2 separate regions of the Homo sapiens genome follow, and region 1 is linked to region 2. Evidence: read pairs that join two places in POLR2A ChIA-PET (ENCODE). Cell type or tissue: PC-3. All regions are shown on one strand. Each heading gives the region's core, and the rest is flanking DNA. Links, peaks and the distances in the headings are about the cores only.

Evidence for each region. Peaks named below come from ENCODE experiments on the same cell type or tissue, not always from the same donor. Only the 100,000 strongest peaks of a DNase experiment are listed, where the experiment ranks them.
Region 1: POLR2A ChIA-PET joins it to region 2 with 5 read pairs; 4 of 35 experiments call an interaction of 5 or more read pairs at or near these places.

What each region holds. Positions count from the first base shown.
Region 1 is chr20:49,281,781-49,292,171 of GRCh38, reverse strand. It overlaps ZFAS1 (ZNFX1 antisense RNA 1), which reads right to left. Exons shown (of 4, transcript NR_036658.2): 4 at 2,912-3,127. Among named protein-coding and RNA genes, the nearest start is that of SNORD12, 6.3 kb to the right of the region's middle. RefSeq lists enhancers at 591-690, 1,726-1,835, 4,005-4,936, 4,937-5,868, 7,733-8,665. In PC-3, for the core only: no CTCF peak of the experiment used is centred there; a DNase peak (open chromatin) is centred at 4,771; H3K4me3 peaks cover 3,034 bases; H3K27ac peaks cover 1,675 bases.
Region 2 is chr20:49,598,608-49,608,998 of GRCh38, reverse strand. LOC105372651 (a long non-coding RNA gene) reads right to left here. Exons shown (of 4, transcript XR_001754713.2): 2 at 7,461-7,575; 3 at 6,478-6,545; 4 at 5,361-5,737. Among named protein-coding and RNA genes, the nearest start is that of PTGIS, 36 kb to the right of the region's middle. In PC-3, for the core only: a CTCF peak has its summit at 5,678 (motif pointing right); a DNase peak (open chromatin) is centred at 4,328; H3K4me3 peaks cover 408 bases.

The sequences.
Region 1 (10,391 bases), core at 3,135-7,134, 320 kb after region 2:
TCCAGCAAAAGCATTTGAGCTTTTAAGAGCCAGAAATTATCTCCTTCCTGTATCCATTAGACTGCATTGAAGTAACATGTTGCAATTAAGCCAAGGGTTACAAATACAAGTGCCAGGCCAGGCACGTGGGTCATGCCTGTAATCCCAGCACTTTGGGAGGCCTAGGCAGGTGGATCACTTGAGGTCAGGAGTTCGAGACCAGTCTGGCCAACATGGTGAAACCCCACCTCTACTAAAAATACAAAAATTAAGGGGCACCGTGCAGGCTTCTGTAATCCCAGCTACTCAGGAGGCTGAAACAGGAGAATCCCTTGAACCCAAGAGGCGAAGGTTATAGGGAGCTGAGATTGCACTCCAGCCTGGGGGACACAGCAAGACTCCGTCTCAAAAAACAAAACAAACACCCCACAAATACAAGAGCAGACTGACAGAATCAAATGCATGCTCTGCCACTTAACAGCTGTATGACAAACTATATATACACATATACATAGATGTATATGTACATGCATGTATATACTATACACATAGGCAGTACCTGTTAGGCACTAAGTAAAAACATGGCCAGGCATGGTGGCTCATGCCTGTAATTCTAGCACTTTGGGAGGCCAAATAGGGAGGATCCCTTAAGCCCAGGAGTTTGAGACCCGCCTGAGCAACAGTTTCTATTTAAAAAAATAAAAAACAAGATAAGGGAATAGAAAGTGATAGAGATGATTAGACAGTTCCCCAGAGGGAGTGAGAGCAAATACCTGAATGACACAAGGCAGAGGGCTGTGCAAAGCTCTGGGGGTCTAGGGCTGATCATTCCAGGCAGTGGGAAAATCAAGTGCTAAGATACTGAGGTTGGAGTAATCCTAAAGGAATGGAGAAGTCAGGGGGCCCATGTGGCTAAGATTGAAAGGGAAGAGATGAAGTTAGAGGTTAAGGGAAGGGGAAGATCATGTAGGCCCTGATGGACTTTGGCTTTTACTGTGTGAGGTGGGGAAGACACTGGAGGCTTCTGAGCAGAGAGCTCCATACCTAATTCAGGTTTTCACAGATCGCTCTGGTTGCATCTCAATTGATCGTAGGGAGCAAAGGCTGAAGTAGAGACCAGTATTCCAAGCTTGTTTGATGGTTTGTACCAAGGTGGTAGCAATGAAGACGCTAAGAGGGGGTGGGTTTCAGATGTATTTTGAAGGTAGAACCAATAGCATTTGCCAAGGGATTCACATGGTACATGAGGTTGATTCCACAGCTCCTGACCAACTGGACTTCTGGTGTTGCCAATACCTGGGAAGGGAAGATCGCAGGAAGCACAGACTTGCAGGGAATGGGGTTAGGTGAGTGAAGCATCAGGCATTTAGTTTTGGACATGTTAAGTCAAATGCACAAATAAGTCTGAAAATGTAGGCTGGGGCCAGACATAAACGCTTCAAATGCTACGTGGAGAAATTGAAGTAGCATCAGTTGACTTAGGTAATGGAGATGCCCATGTCAGGACCTTTAGAGTGGGCATTATAGAGTTGTGAATTTACTGCTTTGTAGCAAGTTATCTCAAAACCTAGTGGCTTGAAATACATTTCCCATAGGTCAGAAATCCAAGCACAATCTGGGTGGGTCCGCTCTCAGGGTTTCTCACAAGCCTCCGCTACAGAAAGACGTGCTTACAAACTCACATGGTTGTTGGGTAACTCCTCCCACACTAATGGTTCAACCTCAGTTGATTGCTACGCTGGCCTCTCCCAACATGGCAGCTTAATTAAAAGTGAGCAAGCTAGGCCAGGCGTGGTGGCTCACGCCTGTAATTCCAACACTTTGGGAGGCTTGACGCAGGCAGATCACTTGAGGTCAGGAGTTCAAGACCAGCCTGGCCAACATGGTGAACCCCCTCTACTAAATATACAAAAATTAGCCAGGCGTGGTAATCCAAGCTACTCGGGAGGGTGAGGCAGGAGAATTTGCTTAAACCCAGGGGACGGAGGTTGCAGTGAGCTGAGATCTCAAAAAAAAAAAAAAAAAGTGAGCAAGCCAAGGAGAATGAGAAAAAGAGCTAGCAAGTCTCAGAAGTTACACTAGGTCCAGCCTAGTCAAGGGGAGGGGATTCTGAGTCAATACCAGGAGTCATTTTAGAAATCTAGAGGTCCCAGGCTGGGCGCAGTGGCTCATGCCTGTTATCCCAGCACTTTGGGAGGCCGAAGTGGGCAGATCACAAGGTCAGGAGATCAAGACCATCCTGGCTAAAACAGCGAAAACCCGTCTCTACTAAAAATACAAAAAATTAGCCGGGCGTGGTGACGGGCACCTGTAGTCCCAGCTACTTGGGAGGCTGAGGCAGGAGAATGTGAACCCAGGAAGCAGAGCTCGCAGTGAGCTGAGATCATGCCACTGCACTCCAGCCTGGGTGACACAGCGAGACTCTGCCTCAGAAAAAAAAAAGAAATCTAGAGGTCCCATCTTTGAGGTGAGATTTTAAGATACTTAAAAAATTATTCACTGTGTATTTTAAATAAAAAATCATCACATATTGATAAATGATGCAGCCTATTTTTGCAATTTCCTATGAAGTTTATAAACAAATACCATAGCCCACATCATCCTTACTCATCTCATGCAACCATTAAGGCCTAATACCCACGATTTAACATACACGATCTTGTGCAGGTGTAAGCATACAAGTGAGATACCTCTGTATTGACCCTCTGCTTTGAATTCTGGCCCAAGTGTGCTTGCTTATTCTTAGGTTTCCAATGCAGAAGCCAATCACGAGGCACAATACCTGTGGAAAGCAGGCTTTGCCCACAGAAACCAACTGCCCACTAGGGTGATTCTCCCCTCAAAAAACTAAAACCAAATGAAACTGCAAATACCTAACTACTACTTGTTATCCCTGTTCAATGGTTATCTCCAATGGCCAAACAAAACAGCATTTTGATTTAAAAGATTTTATTTTCTTTATGCAGGTAGGCAGTTAGAAATTTCAAAGTCTAACAATGACATTCTTGAAGTGGGCACAGCCTTTTAAACTCAGGCTATGTATACAGTAACCTTGTGGAACTGGTTCAGCCAGATCTTCACTTTCATGAAAGCACAGGGTCTGTCCTTTTCTTTCCAGAGGGCTCCTCTCATATTCCATCGCCAGTTTCTAAGAAAGAAGGTGGATTACAATCAGTGCTCCATTCTGGTCTATACCGCTTCTTGTTTAGGGTATGAAAATACATGTGACTAAGACCTGGTCACTCCAAGTCCATCCCCTTTATCGGTACGGCCAAGTACCGATAAACGGAGCTGGGAAACTTCCCAATCTCTAATAAGACAACTTTAATTCTGTACTTTTATTGAATCCCATATTGTACCTGCGTTGGCAAAATGTTTAACCTTCATCTAAAAATGACTTCATGTCACAGTAAACACAGAAGACAAAAACCCAGAATGAGGACACTACCAGTAAAAATCTTTTAAAGGATGAGAAGCTGAGCAGTGGGGGGTATGGCTGTAGTTGCAGCTACTGAGGATATTGAGGGTGGGAGTTTCCCTTGAAGCCATGAGTTTCAAGCAATCATGCCTGTGAATAGCTACTACACTCCAGCCTGGGTCACGTAGCAAGGCTGCAACTCTACAAAATATGAAAACATTAGCCAGGGATGGCAGTGTGTGCTTTCAGTCCCATCTACTTGGGAGGCTGAGGCAGGAGGATCATGGATGCAGTAAGCCATGACTGCACCACTGCACTCCAGCCTGGGTGACAGAGCAAGACCCCATTCTCTTAAAAACAGAAATTGGGATACCTGTATGTTCATTCAAGAAATAACCCAAGTAATGTGTATTAAAGACATTTTAGGGGCAAATAAGGATACTTGAATAAAGTTATACCAGGCTTAGGATCTATTTAACATCTTAGACGTAAGGGTCATTGTTATATGCAAGATGTCTTATTACATGAATGTTGGACTTTAAGAACTATGCACATTCACACATCCAAAAACAAAATACTTCTAAGATGAGTCATCACTGACTGACATGAACTACAATTTTTGAGGTTTTGGTTTTTTAATATAAAAGTTGGAGAATTATGAGGAGCCACATCTATGATGGCAAAAACACTATACTCAAAAGGTGTAAGAAAACTCAGTTTGCTTATTCCCCTTCCATTGATTAAGGACACCAGGCAAACTGGAGGATGATGCAACACAGTTATTTGGTAAAAAAGCTTCCCTGTGTTAGCTCAATTTATTGAGGGATTGTAAAGGTCAGCAGAAGGAAAGCATACAATCATGGTCTCAGGCCACAGTATGCTTATCTGCTGTAAAGTCCAGCCATGTGACCAGACATGGAGGTAGTGTCCCCAAGGGACACAGAAAAGGAGTGGTGTTACTTTCTCTTTAAAGGGGGTGGAAGGTATAGACTTCAAACATCCATCTCTGCTATGTCTTTCTCTCCTGGGTTTGCTTATAGACAAAGCTGCCATGTTAACAGGCCCATGTAACAAGGAGCTGAGGATGGCTCATGGTAGTAGTATGATGAATCTTATAACTGAACCTCACAAGAATTAAGTAAAATCAATTGACTCCCAACTTAAATATGATTTGGAGCTCCTTATCTTACTAAGTGAATTGGCCAAGGAAAATTAGCTCCACCCAATGTTCAATCACTTTGTCATCCTTTCTTACAAGACTGTTAGGTATGATGGGTTTCTCTTCAAAGTTTAACTTCCTTGTTCTTTGTTCTTAAGGTCAACTTCCTCATACCTTCCCACTCCTAATTACCCATTCTGTAAACATTTCTCCCACCAATCCCAACCTGTAACCCGCATTTGTTCCTTATCTGGAAAAGTCTCCCTCGCTCGTGGCAACTGCTCTTCCCACTGCTGTAACCCACACCCCTCCTGTTTAAAATAGCCAATCAGGACTAGTTTAGATTGGACTCTAGCCAATGGGGATAGAACACAGAAGCAGGAACTAGCTGTGTTAGGGATAAAAACCACTTCACCTCCTTTGTTCGGGGTGCTCTCACTGTGACCAGGAGTGCAAGCAGCACCATTCTGCAGAAGTAAATCTGCCTTGCTGAGAAATCTTTTGGAGATCATTTTCTTTGCAACTCTGAGCTCTTATTGCCAACAATTTGGGAGCTCATCTGGGATTACCGTTCTCCTTCAGGAGAAGCCCACGATCACCTCTCTTGAGGAGAGGCATCCCACCACCTCTTTGCGGTGGCCTCACAAACAGGAGATTGGGTCCCACCCAAGGTGACACATAAACCCAGACTCTCAGCAACACAGGCGGAAAGGATCCTCACATACTGCGGTGACCAGGTAACTGCACAGACCAAGTTAAGAAAAGTCACAGGGGCGACAAAGTATTTCCTTGGTGGTCAGGGCATTTTAGAGGTTGAAAGTGTGTCAATGAGACGCACAACTGAGTGCGAAGCGAGCGATGATTCCGGATCTGTGATTCCATGGTCACCTCGTATAGCTTATGGTGGATTCCTGTCATGGGGCTTATACTGACACACCAATGCTAAGGAGGACCTGAAATATTCCCTCCTGGGAAGCAGCCAGAGAAGGATGAAGCAAAAGGAGAAGAGTGCAAGAAATCTCCAGTAGCCAGGGGCTGACCCTCTAGAGAAAGGAATGGCAAGAAATCTCCAGTAAGGGAGGTTGAGCCTATGAGGAAAGGCAATAAATCTAATTTTGGGCCTCACACCAAACCTTCATTATGCAAAATACCTCAAGAAAGACAGTAAATAGAAAGGATCAAATTAATGACAGTAACATCCCCTCTGACAGTCCCCTAGGTTCTCATGCTAAAAGGATAGTGAAAGGACTAAACATAACTACAGGAAGCAAGCCAGAAGCCAACTCCTCTGAAAGGAGTAAGGTCTCTACCCCCGAACAGCCTGCTAACATATGGGACCCACCAGACCACTTGCCTCTGCCAAACCCCATGCATCAAGCCGGTACACAGGATCCCCCCACTCATCAGTCCCTCCCCCATATAATCCTGAATCAATACCCCATGTTCCCCCTAGCCACACACTTAAGCCCTACAGCATGAAATAGAACAATGTAAAAAGGATACTCAGAACTTCCCTTTCCCCTTTCCACCTCCAAAGAATTGCCCCCAACTCTCTTCCCCTTGAAGAAGTGCCCCTTGGGAGAGGAGGCATCAGCTTCGTAAATGCCCCCTTAACCAGCTCAGAAGTACAAAATCTAAAAAAAAAGAAAAACTCAAGCCCTTGTTAGATGACCCTTATGGGGTAGCAGATCAAATCATTTTTTAGGACCCCAGTTGTATGGGCCGAGCTTATGTCCATTTTAGGCATTCCCTTCTTGGGAGAAGAACCATGATCCATAGGGCTGCTTTGGTAGTCTGGGAACATTAACACCCTACCGGTCAAAATGTTCCATCAGTATCCCGAACTGAGAGTATTTCCCAAGCATTCAACATACAAGGGATGGATGAAGGACCCATGAATTCCTAAATAGGCTTAAAGAACAGATGAGAAAATATGCAGGTTTAGAAATGGAAGACCCACTGGGGCAAGGGATGCTAAAGCTTCATTTTGTTACTAAGACTTGGCCAAACACCTCTAAAAACAACTACAAAAGATAGAGAATTGGAAAGATTGTCCCAGAGACTAACTTCTTAGAGAAGCATATAAGTAGGGACAAAGAGCAGCAGAAACAAAAGGCAAAAATCATGCTGTCTACCTTACAACAGAGAACTCTGCAGTAGGAGACACAAGGAAGTAAAACTTACAAACCCTCTAGGCCACCAGCGACCAAACTGTATACAAGGAGTAAGGGAATAAAACCTGGAAGTCACAGTGCAGGACAGGGAAGAGGGGAAAACAAATGTTTCAAATGTGGAAGAGTAGGTCACTTCAAAAGAGAATGCCCCAAATGGGAAAAAGAAAAAATATTCCACTTATGGCCTTCCAGGAAAATAGGGAGGTCAGGGGCTGTCTCTTTTACCTTGAGTCCCACCAAGAGCCCCTGATAAATTTAGAGGTGGGACCCAAATGTGAACTTAAAACCTTCTTACAGATTCAGCAGCAGCTCGCTCCCGTTCCCTCCCATCTGGTATCTATCACCTGTTCTTCAGAAGAACTTTCTATCTCAGGGATAAAAGATTTAAAGCAAAAATCTTAAAAGACAGAGGTCTATACAAAAATTGATCAGCCCATGTTAAATTCCTGTTAATCCCTGAGGCAGGAACGAACTTATTAGGAAGAGACTTACCACCGCAGAAGAAAAATACATTCATCCTCATGTATGGGCAGGAAAAAGAAATCAGGGAGGCTGGGCTTGCTGGCTCACACTTGAAATACCAGCACTTTGGGAGGCCAAGGTGGGTGGATCACGAGGTCAGGAGTTTGAGACCAGCCTGGCCAACATGGTGAAACCCCATCTCTACTAAAAATACAAAAATTAGCTGGGTGCAGTGGCAGGCGCCTGTAATCCCAGCTACTCAGGAGGCCGAGGCAGGAGAATTGTTTGAACCCAGGAGGCAAAGGTTGCAGTGGCTTAAGATCACACCATTGCACTCCAGCTTGGGTGACAGAGACTCCAACTCAAAAAAAAAAAAGAAAGAAAAAAAGAAACTTCAAGTCACTCCAATCCATACAAAGTTAAAGACCCCAGGGGAAATAGTAAGAAAAAGGTAATATCCCATTCCCCTAGAGGGCAGAATAGAATTAAAGCCTGTAGTTGAAGTTCTCATTCAGGACTGATTCCCTGAACCCTGTATGTCCCCCTATTAACACCCCAGTATTACCTGTAAAGAAATCAGACAGGTCTCATCAACTAGTACAAGATCTCCAGGCTATCAACCAAATAGTCCAGACTACCCACCCTGTTGTCCCCAATCCTTTTACCATCCTCAGCAGAATTCCATGACAATCAATGGTTCAGAGTAACAGATTTAAAAGATGCCTTCTGGGCATGTCCCTTGGCTGAAGACAAGAGAAGTATTTGCTTTTGAGTGGGAAAACCCTCATTCTGGATGGAAGCAGCAGTACCAATGGAGAGTCCTACCCCAAGGGTTTACAGATTCACCTAATTCAGTCAGGACTGCCTCTCAGAAAGATACTGGCCTATCTCTCTGTTATGTGGACTGCCTTATTTACACTCTTACTACTGACATTCCTACCTTTGAAACAAAGGATCAAATTATATACTTGGCTTTCCACTTTCTCTTACCTCAGAACTAAAGGTATTTTAGCACAGATGCCACCCTTACAGTTCCTGGTACATCAATACCAGCCTGGAGATCACATCCTTATCAAAAGCTGGAAGGAGCCAGCTTGGGAAGGACCATACCTAGCACTCCTAACTGAAACAGCAGCCCGAACAGCCGAAAAGGGGTGGACCCATCATACCCCAGTCAAAACAGCATCACCATCTTCAGAGTCATGGGCTATTGTTCCAGGGCCAATTTCTACCAACCTAAAGCTACGAAAACTTTAACCCTCTTATACTGCCTTGTCTTCTTTCCTCTCTCTACCGTCAGCTATTTTATCATTAATGTAACTAGATCAAGCTCACCTCAATCACATTTGATGCCTGTCTTGTCATATCCTGTGGGGATCTCCAAAACCAGAGGCAACTGGCCTTCTCAGAAAAATATCTCTGCCCTTCCAAGATAAATTCTAAATCCTCACACAATGCTTGCCTAATCGAAACTAAATCCATTACATTCTTTGCAGTTTGGGAATGGGAAGGGTTTGAGGAGAGGTTCTGCCCATCCCGGAATGACGTCCTATGGAATACCGATCCTCAAGGGTAGACTTCCCCAAAAAGCTGCATCTCTCTACAACCCTACCTTCGTTTCAAAGGGAAGGCCCCCTCTAATTGCCAATATCACCAATGTAACCCAGTGCAAATTTCTATTCTTACCTCTACCTCCACCAATCCTAATCCCACTTTAAGTAGCTTCTACAGCATGGGAGCCGCAACATTAGGGATAGACCCTACAGGATCTTTCGAAATGCGCTTCATTGTTCCCCCACCCCCTTCATCCCCTTCTAAACAAACACCCAATGACAAAACCAAAGTGACCATTGTAGAGGTTAAAGATCTAAAGCAAACTCTACCAATTGAAACGGTACCGAGATGCAAATGCATGGCTGGAATGGATTAAACATTCTGTCCGCTCGCTAAACAAAGCGATTGTTATGCTTACGCACGTGGTAAGCCAGAGCCCCAGATTGTTCCCTTTCCACTCGGATCGTCCTCCAGCCGATCAGGCATTAAGTTGTATGGCAGCTCTCTTCCAAGACCCCACAACCTGGGGCAATAAGCTATGCCAAACTCTCTCGCTGCTGTTTCCTGAAGTCCCCTGAAGTCCGACACCCTGCGGGTCAGCCCCCGAGGGCCATCAAGCATCCGTCTTCCAATGCCAATTTTACCTCGTGTCTCTCACAGGGGGAGAACTTGAATTTGCTTGGAGACCTAACGAGATGCAGTGAGCTTAAGCCCTTCCAGGAGCTTACCAATCAGTCGTCCCTTATTCATCCCCAAGCAAACGTATGGTGGTGTTGTGGTGGACCATTACTGAATACTCTGCCAAGTTACTTGGCGTGGCACTTGAGCTCTAATCCAATTGGCTATCTCCCTTTCACCCTGGTATTTCATCCAGAAAACATACATAAAAACAGAACATCATAAAACAATGGATGTCCCTCGTGACTCTCATGTTTATATAGATGCCATTGGAATCCCACGAGGAGTGCCAGATAGATTTAAGGCCCAAAATCAAATAGCTGCAAGTTTGAATCCATGTTGTTCTGGTGGTCAACTCTAAATAAAAATGTAGATTGGGCCGGGAGTGGTGGCACACGCCTGTAATCCCAGCATGTTAGGAGGCTGAGGCGGGTGGATCACAAGATCAGGAGTTTGAGACCAGCCTGACCAACATGGTGACAGCCCCCAGCTACTCAGGAGGCTGAAGGAGAGTAGGTTGAACCCAGGAGGTGGAAGTTGCAGTGAACCATTGCACCATTGCACTCCAGCCTGGGCGACAGAGTGAGACTCCATCTCAAAAAAAACACAAAAAATGTAACCCAGCAACGATTCATTAATTATACTAGGGATGCTATTAAGGGAACAGTTTAACAATTAGGGCCCACCAGTCAAACGGCCTGAGAAAATACAATAGCATTAGACATGATACTAGCGGAGAAAGGTGTAGTTTGTGTCATGATTGGAACCCAGTGTTGTACTTTCATCCCTAATAATACTGCTCCCGATGGAACCATAACAAAGGCCCAAGGACTTACTGCTTTATCCAATGAGCTAGCTAGAAATTCTGGAATAAATGACCCCTTCACGATTTTAATGGAAAAATAGTTCCGCAAATGGAAAGGACTTACGTCCTCAATCTCCTGCCATCAGAATAGGTTTGCTCATT
Region 2 (10,391 bases), core at 2,228-6,227:
TTAGTACCAGCCCTGGTCGGAAGGGCCCTGTCACACCAGGACACGCCTTTCTTCTGCCTTGCATCGAGCGCTTATGCTCTCCCAGGCGCTGTGCTAAGGGCTTCCCACATATATTAGCTCATGTGGTCTTCATGACAGCAGATGTGCGGCAGGTCCTGTTACTGCCCCCTTTCTGCAGAGGTGATAGCTGAGTCCAGGAGAGGTCACTAGCCAGAGGTAATGCCGTTCCACCATTGCATGTTGCATGTACGAAGGCAGATCTCATGCCTTCGGATCACATGCCATGATTGTGTAAAAACATGTGTGTGGACTCGTTTGCAGAGGGGTGCATGTACCTGCATGAAAGAAGGGAAGCAGACATTTGTGACCAAGAAGGTGGACAGTGGCAGAGCACAAGAGTTTGTCTAAGTTATTACATCCATGACCTTTCCATGTCAGAGAAGCGGGGAGCTGGGGGAGCCCAGAAAGGCAGAGCTTGGCTCAGCCTCAGGGGATGCTCCTGGGGCAGAGGGGGAAGCCCACCTGATTTTTCAGGGAGGAATCATGGTTACCAGATGGAAGCAAGAGGACATTTCGGGCTGGAGGAACAAAGTGTACAAAGGCCCAGGGGCTGTTCAGGGAACCCCAATGGCTGAGTCTGGCTAAATTGGAGTGAAAGGGAGGAGGGAGGCAGGATGAGGCAGACATATGGCGGAGCTTGATTCACTGAGACTTAGAGGTGAACGCAGACCATGGGGTCAGATGCAGGGCACGTAGGACACTGTGAAGTCCCAGAAAACAGTCTTCTACCTCCTGCGGGAATTTCAAAGGGCTATCAATGTTCCCCTCTTCCAGATGGGCAAGCTGAGGCTCGGAGAGGTGGGACAACTTGCCCAGGTGTCCTGTACATGGCAGGTTGGGATTTGAACCTACTCTGGGAACTTCTGCACTTTGCTGCTTTTTGAGAAAACACCATGAACTCAGAACAATTCCATGAATTCTGACCAAATGAATGAATGTATGGGTGGGTGGGTGGATGGATGGATGGGTGGGTGGATGGATGGATGGATGGATGGATGGACGGACAGATGGATGGGTGGATAGATGGATCTGCCAATAGCAGCACAGTGGTTTAAGAGCACAAATCCCAGTCTCACATTAGAACTTTGTGGGTTCTAGTTCCACCTCCACCACCTACAAGCTGTGCAACCTTGGATGGGCTAGATGACCTCTCTGGGCCTCAGCTTCCCAACAGGAATAAAAATAGCACCCACCTTGTGTTCTGACAGAATTAAATGCAACCCATGTGCCTGGTACTGGGCTGAGTGTCTTCTCAGCATTGTTTTATTGAATTCTCAGAGATCATCATAGGAAGGAGGTGTTATTATTTTCCTTTCTTTTACAGGTAAAGCACCATGACTCAGAGAAGGCAAGTGACTTGCCTAAAATCACAGGGCCCACAGAGTCACAGCCAGAATGCAAGCCTGGGCCCTCAGATCTGGAGTATGCCCTCTTCACCATGGCTCCAGGCACCAAAACTCCAGGTAGCTTTGGATTTTGTGCTATCTGTGTTTTATTTTCCTTAATATATATTTTAAACGGACTTTCTGCCCACATTTTTCTTTAAACCTGTTTCTGCAGAGGAAACTTTATATCATTAGCAAACATGGAAAACCTATATCATTTATCATGAAAACAGTTATGAAAATAAGGCTGGGTGCCAGGCACGATGGCTCACACCTGTAATCCCAGCACTTTGGGAGGCTGAGGTGGGCAGATAACAAGGTCAGTAGTTCGAGACCAGCCTGGCCAACATAGTGAAACCCCAACTCTACTAAAAATATAAAAATTAGCCAGCTATGGTGGCGCATGCCTGTAGTCCCAGCTACTTGGGAGGCTGAGGCAGAAGAATCGCTTGAACCCAGAAGGCGGAGGTTGTGGTGAGCCGAGATCATGCCACTGCACTCCAGCCTGGGCAACAGAGTGAGCTTCCGTCTAAAAAAAAAAAAAAGGAAATAAGAAAATAAGGCTGGACATGGCGGCTCACGCCTGTAATCTCAGCGCTTTGGGAGGTCAAGGCAGGCAGATCACCTGAGGTCAGAAGTTCAAGACTGCCTGGCCAATATGGTGAAACCTTGTCCCTACTAAAAATACAAAAATTAGCCAGGCATGGTGGTGCACACCTGTAATCTCAGCTACTAAGGAGGCTGAGGCAGGAGAATCACTTGAACCCAGGAGGCGGAGGTTGCAGGTTGAGCTGAGATGGTGCCACTGCACTCAAGCCAGGGTGACAGAGTGAGACTCTGTCTCAAAAAAAAAATTATGAAAATAAGTACAAGAAGTGCTAAAAAATATCATGATATTCTTGCCAGATGCTCTTGCTTGCACAGTCAGGAGTCAGGGGCCTGTGAGAACTTTGTTAGAAAGAAGAGAGTTCGGCGGCTCAAGCCTGTAATCCCAGCACTTTGGGAGGCCGAGGTGGGCGGATCACGAGGTCAGGAGATCAAGACCATCCTGGCCAACATGGTGAAACCCCGTCTCTACTAAAAATACAAAAATTAGCTGGGTGTGGTGGCGGGCACCTGTAATCCCAGCTACTCAGGAGGCTGAGGCAGGAGAATCGCTTGAACCAGGGAGTCAGAGGTTACAGTGAGCTGAGATGGCACCATTGCACTCCAGCCTGGCCACAGAGCGAGACTCCGTCTCAAAAAAAAAAAAAAAAAAAGGAAAGAAAGAAGAGAATTAGCGAGGTGATGGGGAGATGTTAGCGGCAGGGATTTTTTTTTTTTCTTGAAATGCTCAGAGCAGCTGCAAGAGAATCCCCATAGGAAGAACTTCTGCTCTGTGATTTCATGCCCTGTGGGACCTAGAATAACCCACAGACCTCGAGTGTGGCAGCAGCTGGGCAGGCCACTCAACCCCAGGTCGGATCCTTCTCAGCTCGCCTGGGGCTGTCCCAGGCCCTGCAACAAAGTCCTTGTCCGAATGTACTGGGTGGGTGGGGGTATCCTGGCAGCAGAGCCCTGACTATGCCCTCTCACCCTCTGCTCCTCGCTGACAGAGTTCCCTCAAGGCAGGGTATACAGCTGGCACTCAGCCAGGCCTCCAGAGCCTGGGCTGCAAAGATTCAGTGTTTGGTGGCTGGTTTTATATATTTATTTGAGACGGAGTTTTGCTCTGTTGCCCAGGCTGGAGTGCAGTGGCACGATCTTGGCTCGCCACAACCTCCGCCTGCCGGGTTCAAGCGATTCTCCTGCCTCAGTGCCCGGCCCCTATTTTTTTTTTTTAATAGAAAAATGTTCCTTGCACCACCAACTCTTTCCTGGGCAGGGTTGGGAAACCATTTCCAGATGGGAAATAATTTTAGGGAAGAGAAACAGCTAAAATTACAGGCCATTCTGCTGCCAGCTCTCGCTGGGATGAGCCAGCCATGGCCCTAGAACTTTCCCAAAGTGGGGTGGGTGGGTCTGGGTGGGGAGAGAAGCCAGGATGGACTGTTGAGATGGGATGTCCCTCGGGCTGTCCATGTTCAGGCCTCGTGAGCATCTCCGAACAGCCTTGGCGGCTGCTTCTGGGGGCTGCTCGCTGATATCAAACACTCACCCATCCCCCTTCAATTCTCACCACGACCCGTGAGGGCAGAAGCTTGGAAACATCCCTGGTGTAGCCTCAGGATCCAGCTGCCGTTTTACAGAAAATCCCAAGGACAGAACGTGTTGAACCATGACACGGTGCTGTCATCAGCCTAACCCAGACCCAGGGATCTCTGCAGGTTAAATGGCCCAGGTACTGCGCAGGTAAATTGTAAGGAAAAGAAAGGGATGGAGGAGGAATAGAAACTAAAAGAGACATCAAGTTTTTAAAAAGTGGGCAAGATTAAGTATAGTGTCTGGGGCTGCTCACATGGTTGGTAAAACAAGAAAGAAACACAAGTGATATCCATAACACTTAGGGTAGCAGTGACTTTTGGGAGGGGCAGGGCTTTGAGAGGACAGGGTTCTGCAGGGGTTTCCAGGGGTGGCAGGCAAAGTTACATTTCTTGACCTAGAGGTGGTCACGAGGGTGTTCAGTTGCCTTATAATAAATCATTAAGTCACATGCTTATGCTGTGTGGTTTTTGTATCTGTATCTGTTCTATTTTTCAAAAAAAAAAAAATCCCAAGTTTAAAAAACAACAATAACAACAAAATATCCCCCATGCAGATGAAGAACGGGGGGCTTGGAGGATTGAAGTGATTCTTCCATGCGGAGTGAGTGGGGAGCTGGAATCTGAACCAGCTTATAAGCCACAGCCTGTTTATTCATTCAACAAATATTTGCCAAGCCCCAGGGCTGTGCCAGGGACTGGGCTAGCAGCGAGTGAGAGAGACATCCTGTCCTCATGGAGCCCAGAGGCTCAGTAGTCAGCCAGGTTAGAGAACCGTGACACCCTCCTGCCAGGGTGCCTGCCAGGTATCTTGGAGGAACTGCATCTTGGGGATAGATGGCTGAGCTCACAGGATTTAAGTGAAATCTCCAGGGGCTAAAAGCAGATATGAGTTGGAAATTGCAGCCTGACCCGATGCCTGAGGTAGGGTTTGCCTACCATGGGTGGGATCAAAGGGACTTTTAAAAAGACTTCTAATTTTGATGGCCAGGTGCAGTGGCTCACGTCTGTAATACCAGCACTTTGGGAGGCCGAGGCGGGTGGACCACTTGAGGTCAGGAGTTCAAGACCAGCCTGGCCAACATGGTGAAACCCCATCTCTACCAAAAATACAAAAATTAGCTGGGCATGGTGGCGGGTGCCTATAATCCCAGCTACTCGGGAGGCTGAGGCAGGAGAATCGCTTGAACCCGGGAGGCGGAGGTTGCAGTAAGCCGAGATCACGCCACTGCACTCCAGCCTGGGCGACAGAGTGAGACTCTGTCCCCACCCCCCAAAAAAGAAAAGAGAATCCAACTTGTACATCTGAACTTGAGCTCAGACATGTAAATTATCCCCTTGTTAGCCACAGGTTCGACCTCACTTTCTTCTTTTTTTTTTTTAGACAGGGTCTCGCTCTGTTACCCAGGCTGTAGTGCAGTGGTGCAATCACAGCTCACTGCAGCTTTGATCCCCCAGGCTCGAGTGATCTTCCCACCTCAGCTTCCCAAGTGGCTGGGACCACAGGTGGGTGCCACCACACCTGGCTAAGTTTTAAATATTTTTTGTAGAGTTGAGGTTTCGCTGTGTTGCCCAGGCTGGTCTCGAACTCTGGGGCTGAAGTGATCCTTCCACCTTGGCCTCCCAAAAGGTTGGAATTATAGAAGTGAGCCATTGCATCCAGCCGTCACTTGCTTTAAATTAAAATTTTTAATCAAACAAGGAAAAGTGAACCCAGGTTGGCAGGCTGAGCCCATCCCTAGCTCCAGGGATGAGCACTTGGCCAAGGCCTGACCGATTAGAGTTCAGCATCTGGTGGCCACAGCAATTGGTAACAGACGGGAAGTGAACCAAGCCAGGCATATGGGCATCTTCCCAGGAACTCTTCTAGGTGTGCAGGGAAAGAGACTATATTTGTTCGCTAGAACTGCCATAGCAAAAGACCACAGACCGGGTGGCTTAAGCAACACAGTTATTATCTCACAGTGCTGGAGGCTGGAAGTCCAAGCTCGAGATGCCGGCTGTCAGGGTTGATTTCCGTCAAGGCCTCTCTCTTTGGCCTGCAGATGGCGACCCTCTTGCTGCCTCTGCACACGGTCATCCCTCTGTGCATGTGCGCTCCTGAGGTCTGTTCTTCTTATAAGGACACCGGGCAGACTGGATTAGGGCCCACCCTAACAACCATTTAAACGTAACCACCTCTTTAAAGACCCCATCTCTAAATGCAGTCATATTTTCAGGTCTTGGGGGTTGGGACTTCAACATATGAATTTTGAGGGACCACAATTTAGCCCATAACAGAGGCCTTCTCTTTCCACTGAAGTTGCTATTCAGGATGAAAGCAGGCCTTGAAATATTTCCATGACAACAGGATGCCCAGAGGTGGGCTGGCACAGGGTGCTCCCTGGATGACCCCTTGCAGGAAGGAGGCTGCCTACCTGGGGCTGGGACATAACTTCACTACCTTCCTAGGGCCATGAGGAAGGGCGCCTCTCCCCAGAGTGGCAAAAACAAGAACATGCAGTTCTGGCATGGATGTGGGGAAATGGGCAGTCTCTTTCCCTTTTGGCAGCCCCTAGCAATAATAGAACCATACATCATCTTTTGATACAGCAATTTCGCCTGTAGGAATCTCTTTCCCCAAACCTACTAGTGCATGCTTACAAACACACGCACCTGTGGGGTTGCTCAGCACGGTGGTTTTGTAATAGAGGAGGATTGCAAAGAGCATTAAGGGCCATCAGCAGGGCCCTTGTTTATTCCATCTGGAGAATTCATTACTTGGGGTCAAAGCAGCTTCGCTGCTTCCCAGCTGTGCAGGCTTGGGAATGTGTCTGGGCCTTGTGGAGAAATGAGGTAATGAGAGCACCCACCTCTAACGTCCTTGTGACCAGTTGATGAGCTACTGCATGCGGGACTCTTGGGATGCAGCAATAGTTTCCTGTGTGTGCACAATGTGCTTTTACTTTTTAATTTTGATTACGATTTTTCTTTAGATGAATATTCTGCATATGTATACAATGTGCTTTTTTTTTTTTTTTTGAGATGGAGGTTTGCTCTCATCACCCAGGCTGGAGTGCAATGCTGCAATCTCAGCCCACTGCAACCTCCGCCTCCCGGGTTCAAGTGATTCTACTGCCTCAGCCTCCAGAGTAGCTAGAATTACAGGCGCCCGCCACCACGCCCAGCTAATTTTTGTATTTTTAGTAGAGACAGAGTTTCGCCATGTTGGCCAGGCTGGTCTCGATCTCCTGACCTCAGGTGATCCACCTGCCTCGGCCTCCCAAAGTGCTGGGATTATAGGCGTGAACCACCATGCCTGGCCTACAATGTGCTTTTAGCTGAGAGGAATGGCATCATGCAAAGACCTTCCTACTCAACGTATGGTTCCAGATCAGCAGCACAAGGAGCACCTGGGAGCTTGTTAGAAATGCAGCATCTGGGCTGGTCGGGGTGGCTCGCACCTGTAATCTTAGCACTTTGGGAGGCCGAGGTGGGTGGATCACTTGGGTTCAGGAGTTCAAGACGAGCCTGGGTGACACAGTAAGACCAGGTCTCTACAAAAAATACAAAAATTAACTGGGTATAATGGCATGCACCTGAAGTCCCAGTTACTTGGGAGGCTGAGGCAGGAGGATTACTTGAGGCCAGGAGTGGAGGTTGCAGTGAGCTGTGATCATGCCACTGTACTCCAGCCTGGGCAACAGAGCAAGACTCTATCTTAAAAAAAATGCAGTGAATGCAGCATCTGAGTCCCCACCCCAAACCTATGAGCCAGAATCTGCATTTTATCATAGTCCCCAGGGCCCCAGTGTGAACATGGGCACGTTCGAGTTTGAGTAACATTGCCACTGACCTTGTTCTGAAACAATTGGAAATTGGTGCTCCCTTTTCCCTGGGGTTGCTGAGCTGGTGAGAATAAAGCTGGGAGTGGCAAGGGGCAACCTTGGTCACATCATGACCTGGAGAGTCTGTGTGGAGTAAAAGAGATGAGAGCCAGAGGTAGTGCATCTTTGTAGACATTGATTTAGCATCTGGATCCAACCATGCCTGAAGCCTATCTCTACTCCTGCTTTTACCAGAGACAGTTGACGTAAATTCTCATGACATCAGCCAATTTGAGTCAGGGTTCTGCTATATTTTTCATCTGATAGAGCCCTGCCTAAGATACCCACTGTATGGGCTATGGAACTTCCTTGCCTTCTTTTCTTTTCTTCTCTCTTTTCTTTTCTCTTCTTTTCCTTTTTTTGAGACAGAGTTTCACTCTTGTTGCCCGGGCTGGAGTGTAATGGCGTGATCTTGGCTCATTGCAACCTCCCCCTCCGGGGTTCAAGCGATTCTCCTGCCTCAGCCTCCCGAGTAGCTGGGATTACAGGTGTGCCCCATGATGCCTGGCTAATTTTGTATTTTTAGTAGAGACGGGGTTTCACCATGTTGGACAGGCTGGCTGGTCTCAAACTCCTGACTTCAGGTGATCCAACCACCTCGGCCTCCCAAAGGCCGAGGGATCACCCAGAAGACAGGAAGACCCAGGCCACAGAGAGAATACTGCAGATATCATGAGCCACAGAGCCCTGAGCCACTGACCTGTCTCCCAGGTCTTGGCTTGGGCCTCTTCCAGAAGCAGACACTTAGAGAGTCCAAGGGCAGGGAACTTAGCGGGGAGCTGATCGCAGGAAGCTCTGAGAGCAGAGGGGAGGGGGCAGCTGGTACTGCTGGGTGTCTAGATGAGCAGGTTATCAGTTGGGCAGCTGGGGCTCCGTCCTGCTGGGGCCTCTGGGAGTGGGTGCAGAGTCCACCTCAGGGTTGCTCCTCCCCAGGCCCCAGGAAGCTGGAGGATTTACCAACACCCCCATCCAGCAAGCATAGGCCAGAGAACCACTGCAGGAAAACAGAAACCTCTCCCCTGGACGTGGTGCCATCAGCCCAGAGCTGCCAGATCCCCAGGCCTCCATCCTCATCTGGATTGAAGCAGCCATCCGCCTGGAAAGGGCCTGTCTGCCTGGAAAGAAACTTCAAATGCGGCTTTGGGGGGATTCCAGAGACTGTCTGTTCCCATCTGTGCAAGAGGGACACTGAGTGTTCAAAACCTAAGGAGGCCTCGCTGTGAATCAGGCCAGAGCAGGGGCTCACCTGGGAGGGGGGTCTCCTGACATTGTGCCGGCACCTGCTGGCCTCACCTAATGCCTGGCCCTGCCTGAGAGCAGACCAAGGGAAGATGAGACTAGAACTTTAGGAAGATCGCTCTGGCCGCTGGATAGAGAAGGGACTGTTGTGGGGAATGGGGGACGAGGGTAGAGTCAGGGAGGCCCAGGAGGGGTTGTTGCCACTGTCCATCCATGCAGTGAGGCCCAGAGGGGTAGTGGGAGTGAGGGAGGCTGGGTTTGCAACTCTGGGGTGAAGGGACCTCCATTTTGTTCAGTGATACGCCCTGCCCTTCTCTATCCCATACAAGCTGTGTGACCGTGGGCAAATTACTTCACCTCTCTGGGCCTCAGTTTTCTCATCTGTGAAATGGGGGCATGCTTCTCTATACCCACCTATATCTAGAGGGTGATTGTGGGATTATGAGTTAACACGTATATAGCACTTGGCCTGTAGTAAGTGCTACAGAGTGTTGGCCTCTGTTCTTATGATAGTTATTGTTACTGTTAGTATTAGTATTCTTATTATCGTCATCTCCCTCCAAATTTCACACCAGTGAATCCAGACTCCAGGCAGCCATGTAAATCTGGGGTTTAACTCTTGAAACTGAGTATGTCATCCACTTATCTTGCTATGACCTCAAGAGTCCCAGCCCCAGATATCTGAGACCCTCGTACCCCCTCCCAGTGCTCCAGGACCTGCCTCACTGAATTCCTGACCCTGATCGCAGTCTACCCTGTCGGGCTGGGGCACTTGGGCCGTGTCACCTCAGTGTGGGCCTAGACAAGGGAGCTCATGGCATGTCCTCCCTCCTGTTTCTCCCTGCCTGTGCGTCTGACCCTGTCAGTTGAACCTGTGACATTTGCTCCTACAACTGGCCACTTCTCTGTCTCTATGGCCACCACTCTGTCCAGGCCACCTCTGCAACTATAACAGCCTCCTTGATAATCGTTGACTCAAAAGGGAGGTTTTGTGTTCAATTTCCTTTATTTATCTATCTATCTATTTGTTTATTTATTTATTATTTTTAGAGATGGGGTTTCGCCATGTCACCCGGGCTGGTCTTGAACTCCTAGACTCAAGCGATCCACCTGCCTTGGCCTCCCAAAGTGCTGGGATTCCAAGCATGAGCCACTGTGCCTGGCCCTTGTGTTTAATTTCAAATCACACAGCCTGTTGCACAAGTTCGAATAATATAGAAGCATATCTAGGCCGGGTGCGGTGGCTTACACCTGTAATCCCAGCACTTTGGGAGGCCAAGGCGGGTGGATCACGAGGTCAGGAGTTCAAGACCTGCCTGGCCAAGATGGTGAAACCCTGTCTCTACTAAAAATACAAAAATTAGCTGGGCATTGTGGTGGGCGCCTGTAATCCCAGCTACTCGGGAGGCTGAGGCAGAGAATTGCTTGAACCCAGGAGGCAGAGGTTGCAGTGAGCCAAGATTGTTTCACTGCACTCCAGCCTGGGTGACAGAGTGAGACTCTGTCTCAAAAAAAAAAAAAAAAAAAAAAAAAGAAGCATATCTAAACTTAAGACCTTTTGTTAACTCTGGAAAGATGTTAATAGTAGTGATTTCAGGGGAGTGGTTAGGGACAACTGGTTTCATATCATTTGCATTTCATTGCTTAGATTTTGTGACAAG